2 separate regions of the Mus musculus genome follow, and region 2 is linked to region 1. Evidence: chromatin contacts called from ENCODE Hi-C data. All regions are on one chromosome and are shown on one strand. The core of a region is the stretch at or near the end of the contact, and the rest is flanking DNA. Distances in the headings are between cores, read along the strand shown.

Region 1 (5,057 bases), core at 979-3,478:
TTCTGCCCTTTAGCAGCTAAGCTGTGGAAAATACCAGAGGCAGAAGCAGGGGACAGGCATCAGCTGAGCTGGCCCAATTGGTCTGCAGGGCAGATTTCCCAGCATCTTATTAATGGCGACCTTTAAATGATGCTGCCACTCTTCAGAGCAATATGATCTTGCTTTCTTTTTGTCCAGCCAATGAGTGACAGGTTTTCAATCCAGCATATGTGAACCACATCTTTCCCTGGTGTCACAGTGCCCTTGGCGTTATTAAGCTGTCATGGATTCAATCTTTTAAAGAGGCAGACCCTTTGTCCGGCCCTGGCTATTATTGTGCCTTGCAGCTGTGTCCATACTAGGGCCACTTGTGCCAGGCTGCCTTTCAAGCCATCCTTCAGTCCTCTCACTAAGAGCTGCTCTCAGTCATTAACCTCAGCTTTTGGGGGTTCTTTTTGACAAGTGCCACTTTAGGATAGACACTATCCCAGGATGTGTGGATCCCAGCCTCCATTCCCAGCTGGCTTTGGCCACTGGGAGGCATTCTCTGAGTGCCTTCTGGTTTCTCATCTTCTTTATGTGGCACACCTTGGTTGAGTTTTTGCTTGGATGAGAGTGGGAGGCAGATGCCATAAGGACCAGAGTGGCCCACTGAAGCCATGGTAACTATAGCCACCCCACATGCCCAGAGGCTCCTTACTGTGGAGTCCAAGAGATGAATCATGTGGTAGTAACTGGGGTCTGAGCTCATTTTAGTCCCAAAGAGATAAGAGAATACCCTGTCCCCATAGTGGCTCTTTCTGTCCATGAATCTGCTGCAGTTCAGGATGCACTTGCCAAGGGGTTTGAGTGGAAATGAGGAGACCCTTAGTTGTACATTTTTCATCCATTTGATCTGTTTTTAGTATTTAAATTGTTTGAGCAATAAGTATATGTCAAATGAACTGGTAGTGGGGGTTGTAGTTCCTACCTATAAAACCTGGGCCTCAGCCAGTTGAAGTACCTGGCTCTTAGTAAAGCCCTCAGGGAGACTTAATCAGGTCTATGCCTGGGCTTGTCACCACAAACACCACAGGCTTTTGTTCCAGCTGCCTCAGGTTCTCACCCACGCTGTGCTAACAGAATGGAACTGGGGCAATTGTGTTCTTCACTCTTCCATTAACAGCATCCCATCTGAGACCCAGGCCTGTCCAGTACAATTTGTGGCATGCCCTCATGGGCTGTTCTGCCCAATTGTTTGAGCCCTGTCTGTCACTAGACACTGGGTGGACTCTTCAAGGGCTCTTCAAGAGGTTATCATCAGAGCTCATATTATCGACTTGCTACCCACCACTGCCTTTCTTCTCTGAGCCCCAGGCAGGCTAACCCACCCTGAGAATGAATATACACATTTGCTGCTGGGAGATATAGGCTGCCTCCATGCCCAATGGCATTGGAACTGTCTTAAGGTCAAGGCTACACCTATGCCTTTGGGCTACCACAGAAAGGGCACAGGTAGAAGGTAGAGGATTTCTATTTTCTTCTCCTTTAGTGCTGTTTCTGAAGTGTAGTGAGTGTGGAAGCTGAGATGCCTCTTGTGTATACTGCACAGAAGGCACATGAGCACCTCCCTGGTACACTAACACTTGTTGCCAATGGTGTCTGGAACCCGCCATTCCTTCTCAGCCCCTAAAGCTGGCTGATTCAGCTTTCAGCTGATTCAGCTGAAAATTCACCCATTGAAGAGAAGGAGAGGTATATACTTGCCCACTCTACAGATTCTGTATTTTGTGGTAGGACTTGGGGAGTCTCAGCCCAGAGGCATTGGTGTAAGTCTTGACCAGTGTTTGAGCTTCTCCTATTTGTTCTTTTGCTGACCCCTCACTCATTAATTTCTGTCCATCCTGTGTACATATACAGTGCTACATGACTTCAGTGGGCACGGCTAAGGGGCCCATCTGCCAGCTACATTTGCTGGGCTGATGATAGCCCTGGGGATATGGAGGCATGAGGTACATGTGCATGTCCTGAGTATCTGAGGATCACCCCTAGGTGCTTCCATCAGGAGGAATCAAGTGGGGTATAGATATAGTTCCCCGGAGACACCCTACTGAGAGTCCACGGTCCTGATTTCTCAGCAAGCTGCTGTGAGTCTGCTTACATAACACAAACCAGATATACCCTCTGCATTTAGAAAGAGAATCTTCAATCAGAGAAGAAGGATATTTGAAGTGAGGTGAGCCTGTGAGACTATTTCTGTTCCAAAGGTTTGCAGAGAAGAGGGTCCTATCCCTACACCAGGCAGCCTTGTCTGCTCTCAGCCTGAAGAGAGGATCCGTGGGTAGATAGACCTGGAACACTGACTTAACAGGGATGCTGGCTGTTATGTGGGGGATGGATGAGATTGTTCCCTAGCATAAACAAAGAACTGAGTAACTTGGAAGGATGGATGATCAAGATAAAGGCAGCTTTGGAATGGAGAAGACCTAAGTCTGGAAGTCAGCTAAATGGATGGAAACTGGCTTGGGCATTTTTATAGGGTCTGCCCATTTCCCCTTTTCCCTATGGGTCCTGCCAGCTACACTTGCTGGGCTGATGATAGCCCTGGGGATGTGGAGGCATGAGGTGCATGCACTTGCTCTGAGTATCTGAGGATCACCCCTAACCTGAAAGGTGGTGCTTCCATCAGGAGGAATTAAGTGGGGTATAGATATGTTCCCCGGAGACACCCTACTGAGAGTCCACGGTCCTGATTTCTCAGCAAGCCCTACTTCTTTCCCATCCTGTCTATGTGCAATGTGTAATGTCTTCTGGAAAAAGGTAGTGGTCATCTCAACGAACTTGCTTTCCTTGTCTGTCTACATCCCTTTAGCTCATTGAGGATGCCAGTGCCTTCAGAAAGGGACAGGAGAGTTCTTTGAGAGTGATATGGCTGGCAAGAGAACTTTAGTTGGAGGGTTTTCCACCAAGACTATGCCTGTAAGAGTCAGACCGTTCTCGGTTCACACTTGAAGACAGTCAGGAGCTTGGGTGAGGGGTAAGCTACCTGGAGACCCCATGTGTTCCATTTTTCCCCAATTAACCAAGGGTCTGAGATTTGTTCAAGTTTCAAGGTAGACATGGAAAATGAAAATTTCTTGGGTAGGCCTAGAAAGAGTTGTCTGTACCATCCCCACTCTGCCTTGCTCTTACCCTGGGGTGGGGCCTGCTGAGGACTAGAATGAGTCAACCTATCACTTAGTTTCAGGCATTACTGCCTGGGACTGTATCCTCTTGCAGACAGTTATAGAAATGCTATGACCCCGTTTGTTCTGGTGACCAGTATTGTTCCTAGCTACAGTTATGTGGCCTTCTCAAGGTGCACTTTTCACAGTGTAAGGGACAGGGCTACCTCTACCACTATTGCTCTTCTTTGAGTTCTTAGTAGTGCCAGGGCCTTTTAAACATGCAGCTTGGTCCAAAGTCAAGCTGTGCTTATCTCAGAAAATCTGCTCTGAATGAGCATGCCTATGAGGATGTTAGCCTCACTGTGAGCTCTAGAGAGTGTAGAAGGTTGGTCAGTGCTTTTTGGGGTATATTGAAAACACTCACACTGGACTCCAGAATCAGTGCCTTCACCCAAAATTGACTTCTTTAGGAGCTGTCAGGAAAGGGGAAAGGTCATATCCAGGCACCTTGGCAGCTTCTGTTAATTATGGTCTGTGAATGGATGATTCAACGTATGCTACTGTCAAAATATCTATAAGGTAAAAAGTTCTTGATACAATTTGAAGTATGTGCTGAGGATACAATCTTGCAGAAACAGATATGAAACCATTTGTAGGTTAGCATGGATTTGAAAAGGCAGCCCAGTGTGGTGTCAGCTAAAATATTCCAGTGCTCTAATTTCCTTTTTTATGTTTAGTGAGTCTGATGGTGGCTCTGATGAGCCCCTGCACCTACAGAGACAGGCGTTTACTGTGCTGGACTTAAAATCATTCTAATGTTCTTGTGTGAGCATCCCCCTGTCTTAGTTAAGAGACACCATAACCACTGCGACTCTTATACAGGAAAACATTTAATTGGGGCTGGCTTACAGTTTCAGATGTGTAATTCATTATCTTCATGGTAGGAAACATGGCTGCATGTAGATGGTGCTGGAGAAGGAGGTGAGGGTTCTATGTCCAGATCAGCAGGAAGTGGACTGGATTGAGCATCTGCGATCTTAAAGTCCACTCTAGTGACATACTTCCTATAACAAAGCCACACCTCCTCTAACAAGGCCTCGCCTCCTAATAGTCCTGCTGCTCCCTATGAACCTATGGGGGTTATTATTTTTTTTATCCATACCACCACATTATAATTCCTGCCCCCTGGAGGCTTGTAGATATATTATAATGTAAAAGGCATTTAGTCCAACTTCAAAAGTCCCCATAGTCTATAATAGTCTCAATTGTTTAAGTGTTCAAAGTTCCAAGTCTCTTCCAGTATTCATGCAGTCTCTTAACTGCAACCACCTGTGAAATCAAAATAAAAGAAGCAGATCACATACTTCCAACATACAGTGGCACAGGATATACATTTTTGTTCCAAAAGGGAGGAAAAGTGAACATAGTGAAGAAATACTGGACCAAGCAAGACAGAAAACAGGGCAAATTCCAAACTGCATCTTTATATCTGATGTCAAAGCACTCTTCAGATTTCCAACGTCTTTCATCTTTGTTCACTATAACATACTTCTTTCTTTTGGGCTGGTTTCATTTCCTGTTAGCAGCTTTCCTCAGAAGACATCCCATGACTCTAGCATCTCCAACATTTTGGGGTCTCCAAGGCAATCACGACTTTCCCTTCACAACTTCACAAAATGACATCTCTAGGCCTCTATGTAGGGGCATCCCTGATACATGCCTGGCCTCAGCTGGCTTTCCTTAGTCACAGAGAAAGATTCCATAACCCCTTTCTTTTATCCTTGACTCTACAGCCAGGACCATATGACTGAAGCTGCCAAATTGTGCTGCTGTCTCAGGCCGGACACATAGCCTTGAGGTCAATTCATCTTCACCAGGTTTCTGGTTTTGATGGTTTCTTTTATTGCCTAAGCTTGACTGTCCTGGAACTCA
Region 2 (5,177 bases), core at 1,547-4,046, 150 kb after region 1:
AGTCTCTGGCAGACTCTTCATGAGCAGATTTGAAAAGTACAGCAATAAGGTTCTATGATCTCTGGCTGTGGGTGTCCCAGCCACGGTACAGGTCCCAGTCCCATTTGATCATGATACAGAGACCCGATTCTGTCTCTAAAAACCTGTTTAACTTTGTAAGAATTGTGGGAATGAGGAATCACCTAGGTTTATGCATGCAAATCACCCAGATAATGATAAAATGATATTAACCTGCAATGAGTCATGGGAGAGTCTACAGCCTTTGGACAGACTATCCAAAGTCTATCAGACTTAGTTCTGCCGGGCTTCACCTCAAGTTTTGTTGGTATCCAGCTAAGGAATTAAGCTCCTGTCTGTCAGCTGATACATCTGGATGTCATCTTACATTGCATACCAGCCTCTCAAAGGAACCATGCCAACCAGGGTAGGCTGTCATCTCACAGATTTCATGGGCACACAGGTTTCATTGTCTCTGGCATTTTACTTATAAATTTATGTCTAGGGAAATAGCTCAGTAGCAGGGAGACCAATTCTGCACTGTTCCCTAAATAGACACTTACACCACATGAAACCATGAAATCTAAGTAATAATAAACACACAGAGCCTGCCGACCTCCTCCTGCCCTGCAGCCTAGCTTCCATCTAAATTGCTATCTGCAGCCAAGATGGGTCAGCGTGGAGGAGCTTGGCAAATGGAACTGAAAGAAAACTGCCTTGTTCAAATGCGGCATCCTTGAGCCTCCCATTACCTGCCAGTCACAGCTGCTACCTCCATCACAAAGAGAACAGAGTACAAAAATAAGACCCAGACAATGGGACCTGAAGAGAGGGGCAAATCCCACTCAGGCCTGAACGTCTGCTGTGTGAGCTAATCCCATGGCTGATCTGGCCTGCTCCTTCCCAGGGCCAGGTTTCTGATCCCGTGTCAATTACTACACAAAGCTGCCCTCCACGAGGCAGATCCTTTTAAGTATTTTAGTTTTTGTTCAATATTTTATATCTGCTTCTAACCCTCACTGCCAATATTTAGCTGATCCACTGAGCAGGAAATGTGTGTGTGTAGCTGCTTGAGGCTCCTAGTATTCACATGTGTCTGTGTAGTAGGGCTTTATCTCCTTTAAGAAATGTCATTTGTTCCCATAGACCTCTAGACAGATGAGACACCTGTCAACCCCATGTGTTCCAGGTAGGCTGTGGGGAGAGGTAGGGTGTGGGTAGGATCAGATGTACAGTGCCTCTGAGAATAGAAACCATCCTAGTACAGCATGCTGGTGAGTACCTCTAGCTGCAGTGTTTTGAACAGTGAGGATGGGTTTAGATACTAAATATACCTGGTACCACAGGGCAGGTGAGAATATGGTTAGTAGTGTTACCATTCTGTCTGGTTGTCTAGGAACTAGCTACGGAGCTGGCATCTACCTGCCTGTCCTGTGGGGTTCCCTAATAAGGGTCCAATAAGTTAGATAATCAGCCAGGACCTCCTCAGAACAGAGCTGCATTTTTTTAAATCGTGCCTCCCCCTATGACTGAGACGTGGGAACATGGGCCAAATTTTCCTTGGCACTTGGCACCACAACCCTCTGCTGATCCACTCTGAGAAGGAAGCCTGATTCTAAGTGTGGTGAACACTAAGACACTGCCAGAGTCCATGGGACGTTGTGGACCGACCCCATGCTTTAAGAAATCTTTGATTTGTAAGTTCTGGGTTGCTTTTAAATGCAAAATCTGTAACTTTTTAAGTTGTACTATACGGGGGGACAGTATCTGAGAACTAACACCCAAGGTTATCATCTGACCTCCACACATTACACATATACCCCACAGACATATATGCACATGCACACACATGAACATACAAGCACACAAAGAATTCAGATGCATACCTTTCACTGAAAACCCTTAAACTACGGATCACTGTGGAATGGGAATATCAAGTGGGATGCTTTGGGGTGGGGGCAGGAGTTGGGGGGAGGATTGCTGATCTCTTCATGGAGCTTCTCAGAATCAACTGAAAAGTGTGGTTTGCCTGTATGGACCAGTCAGCTGAGATGCCACAGCTGTGAGGTCTGGGTCACACACAGGCAGAAGGAAGTGAACTTTCTGAGCTCTAGCTCCTTCTGACACTTGTAGATATGTTCTCTGAGGTGGAACAGAGGTGAGGAAGCATCTCGCAATTGGAGCCAAAGCATGTTCTAACTTGTGGACACACAGAGGCTGGGTGTTCCAGTCCCAGGGCCCCTTTACCCAGGAGTCAGAGGAGGAGTTGGTGATTTTCTGGTGGTTAGCAGCTCAAGATGGGCAGTGGAAGGCAACTCTGTAGCTGTCTTTTCTAAGTTGTTTGACAGTTTACAAATAGTGTAACAGCTACGGTTCTGGTTCGTGGCCCCTGTGTATAGCCCAGTATGTTTGATGCAATAGACTTCTGTTTATCAGTCGTAAGGCACTAGAACAAAGTCCCAGAATGATTTTTCACAGAAGCTCATTAGGAGACCATGTCTATATCTGGGCCTGTTGCTGCATGCGATCCTTTTCCTACAGTGGAAAAGGAGGTGGCAGGCTGTGCCAGCATCACTGCTCCGAGGATCAAGGCTGCTGACGTTATGGCTGTGAATCTTCCCCCCCCCCCCCCCATGTTTCTGCACATAGCCCAACTGGTACCCAGCCTGGAACTCCAGGAAGTATGTTGGGTTCCTGACTGAGCAGTAAACGACTCTTCTAACCTGCCCTGTGTAGTTTAAGGGCAGCACCATATGCTTGGCTGTGCTATTCAAAGCCGGAATCCACCTTCACAGCCACAAGCTTCAAGGACTTCATGTCCTCCATTCAAGGAATCTCACAGAAACTGATGGAATGAAAGCAGGAGGTTCTGTCTGATTCCTTCTGAAAAGGAAACCAGAGTCTAGTCACAGAAGACCTTAAGGATGCCGTGAGCTCAGAGCGTGGGAAAACAGGACCGCAGGAAAGAGGCCACTTTGTTCACAGTCTGTTCCCGATGCTCTACGCTGAAGGCAATGGGTGCTGCTGTATGGGAAACCTTCCCTATGTAGGGGCCCCTTGGCAAGAAGAGTGAAAAATGAGTCTGTGAGAGAGCTATGGTAACTTCCCTCCATTTCTCTACACCTTTCAAGATCTGACAGGGACAGATCCGAGTGCCCAGAGCCGAGGTTGGTGGATTCTGGCCCACTAACATTCACTTTGTTAGTTACAGTTCTGATAGTCTTTCTGGGCTGTTACAAAATGTACAACCTGGGCACGTTCAGCTATAGGCCTTCATTCCCTCACAGCCTGGCACAGGAGGACTAGGCCATAGTGCATGCTAACCACCTGCTGCTACCTCTTGCCTTCGCTCATCATTACTGATATCTTCTGTGGCATCTCCTTCCTGATGCCTGCTGTGCCCTAACAAAGCAAATACAGGCATTTAAAATTCTAGAAACCAAAGGATGTCAGCAAATCAGAGAACTGTGGCAGATATGGGTGAGGCGATTTTTTATTTTTATTTTTTTGCTTGGGAGAAGCATGTCTGAAAAGAAGCACTTGGTATTGGCCAAGCAGTGGGAAAGAGGTCTGTAAATGTTCAAGGATTTTTCTTTATGCTTTTGAATCAATTTTTATTAAAATGGGACATTCTCATGTATTAATTAAGAAGAATAGGTTATAACGTAGCTTTGTGTGTTGGACCCAGCCTTGAACGTAGGTAACTTTGGTAGAATTAGAGATTTTTTTTTCTCCTTTTGCTTCTGAGTCTCTTCCATCGGTAGAAATTACTTACTAAACATTTAAAATTTCTGTATAACGATTATATTTAAAAACTAATAATAATATACATGCTTATAGCTAACTCTGACCTTGTTTATTGTTGGGATATTGAGGATTTTCAGAACAGAAATCCAAGAAGTGAGAATTGCGTCAGGGCAGTGGGGGAAAGCTAATTTCCCTTCAAGCCACCATTGTGTCAGCTGGTAGGGAAGCTTCCTTAAGAGCTATCCCTGGAAAAGAGGAGTGAAGAAGCTGAAGAAGGTGATGTCTATCTCTGCTGAACCAAGAGGGCAGCAAGGGGAAGGTTTACTGGGGGAATGAGTAGAAACCCCACCAAGCCTCCACTCACAGAGATCTGTGCTGACAGCATGCAGTTCTATGTGGCTTCCACCTACACAGCACAAAAATATCTGTGTTTGCTGTTCATACTTGGGTCCCTTTGTCTGTTTCTGCCATGATCTTTGATTTAGCCAAGTGGCTTTTGGATCTCATAAACCACATCAACAGTCACTATATCATGATGATTTTTACCCAGCAGTCCCAATTTATGTTTCTCTTTTTGTGTCCTTGTCTTCCATAAGTAGATGAGTATCATGTGACATTTAAGTAGAGCCGACTCCTAGACCTCAAGGGGACCAAGATCCTTAGATACTCAAACCCCTGGCACAAGACACTGCCATTTTCATAGAACCTTCTTGTCATCCTGTGTGTTTAGTTATACCAAATGCAATGCAAATACTCTGCAAATGGCCTAATTCTGTATAGCTTATGAAATTACAAGAGGAAGTCTGTACATGTTCAATACAGATGCATTTAAGAACAGCTGTTGTCGGATGGACCAGGCATGCAGGTGCTATGGTGTGGAATGCCACCCACATTTCTAATGTTGTCTAAAGGAAGCAGACTGGATGAAAGGCTGGTGTTGTCTTGAATAACAATACAAAGGACGCTAAGTGTGGAGCTGGCTGTTATACACCGTTGGGAGGGCAGAGCATCACTGGATACAACTTGGTCAACCCTTGCTAGGCAGAGAGATGGGTCCCAGCTCCAGGTGCCTCTGGAAGGAGGAGGCATGGTAAATGAACCTCTGAAATTAGTAGATAAGGAATTAACATATGGATGGTGACTTGGACTGGAGGCCTGTGAGGAGCAGTGTCCTGACTCCTGGAAGAGAAGGCTAAATAAAGTACAGAATTCTATGTGCGTGGGATTTCCATACCTAGGCCAAACAGGCTGAGACTGTGGCAGTAAGACAGGCCTGTGCCAGGAATGCTGAAGCTGTAGCGGGATGAGCAGTATTGTTGAGAACAATGAGACGAGGACTTCTTTCTCCAAAGCTCACTTCCTCTGAACCTTGATACCTGGTTTGGCTTGTGGGTCTTAGATATAATAGGCCCTTAAAATAAACTACTTATTTT

The links. Hi-C counts contacts between places; a loop is a spot of excess contacts on that map.
Region 2: a map of regulatory T cell shows a loop between it and region 1 (2.1-fold over the local background). The contact joins two enhancer-like sites. A Hi-C loop is called at or near these places in 2 of 37 maps with a recorded cell type or tissue (T-helper 17 cell and regulatory T cell).

The regions. Positions count from the first base shown.
Region 1 is chr12:116,778,315-116,783,371 of GRCm38, forward strand. The region is part of intron 3 of Ptprn2 (protein tyrosine phosphatase, receptor type, N polypeptide 2); the gene reads left to right. Among named protein-coding and RNA genes, the nearest start is that of Gm31336, 24 kb to the left of the region's middle. Within about 2 kb of position 2,229, at least 1 of the 3 ENCODE cell types and tissues checked has a DNase peak (open chromatin) inside an H3K27ac peak, as active enhancers do.
Region 2 is chr12:116,926,492-116,931,668 of GRCm38, forward strand. The region is part of intron 11 of Ptprn2 (protein tyrosine phosphatase, receptor type, N polypeptide 2); the gene reads left to right. Among named protein-coding and RNA genes, the nearest start is that of Gm31336, 170 kb to the left of the region's middle. Within about 2 kb of position 2,797, at least 1 of the 3 ENCODE cell types and tissues checked has a DNase peak (open chromatin) inside an H3K27ac peak, as active enhancers do.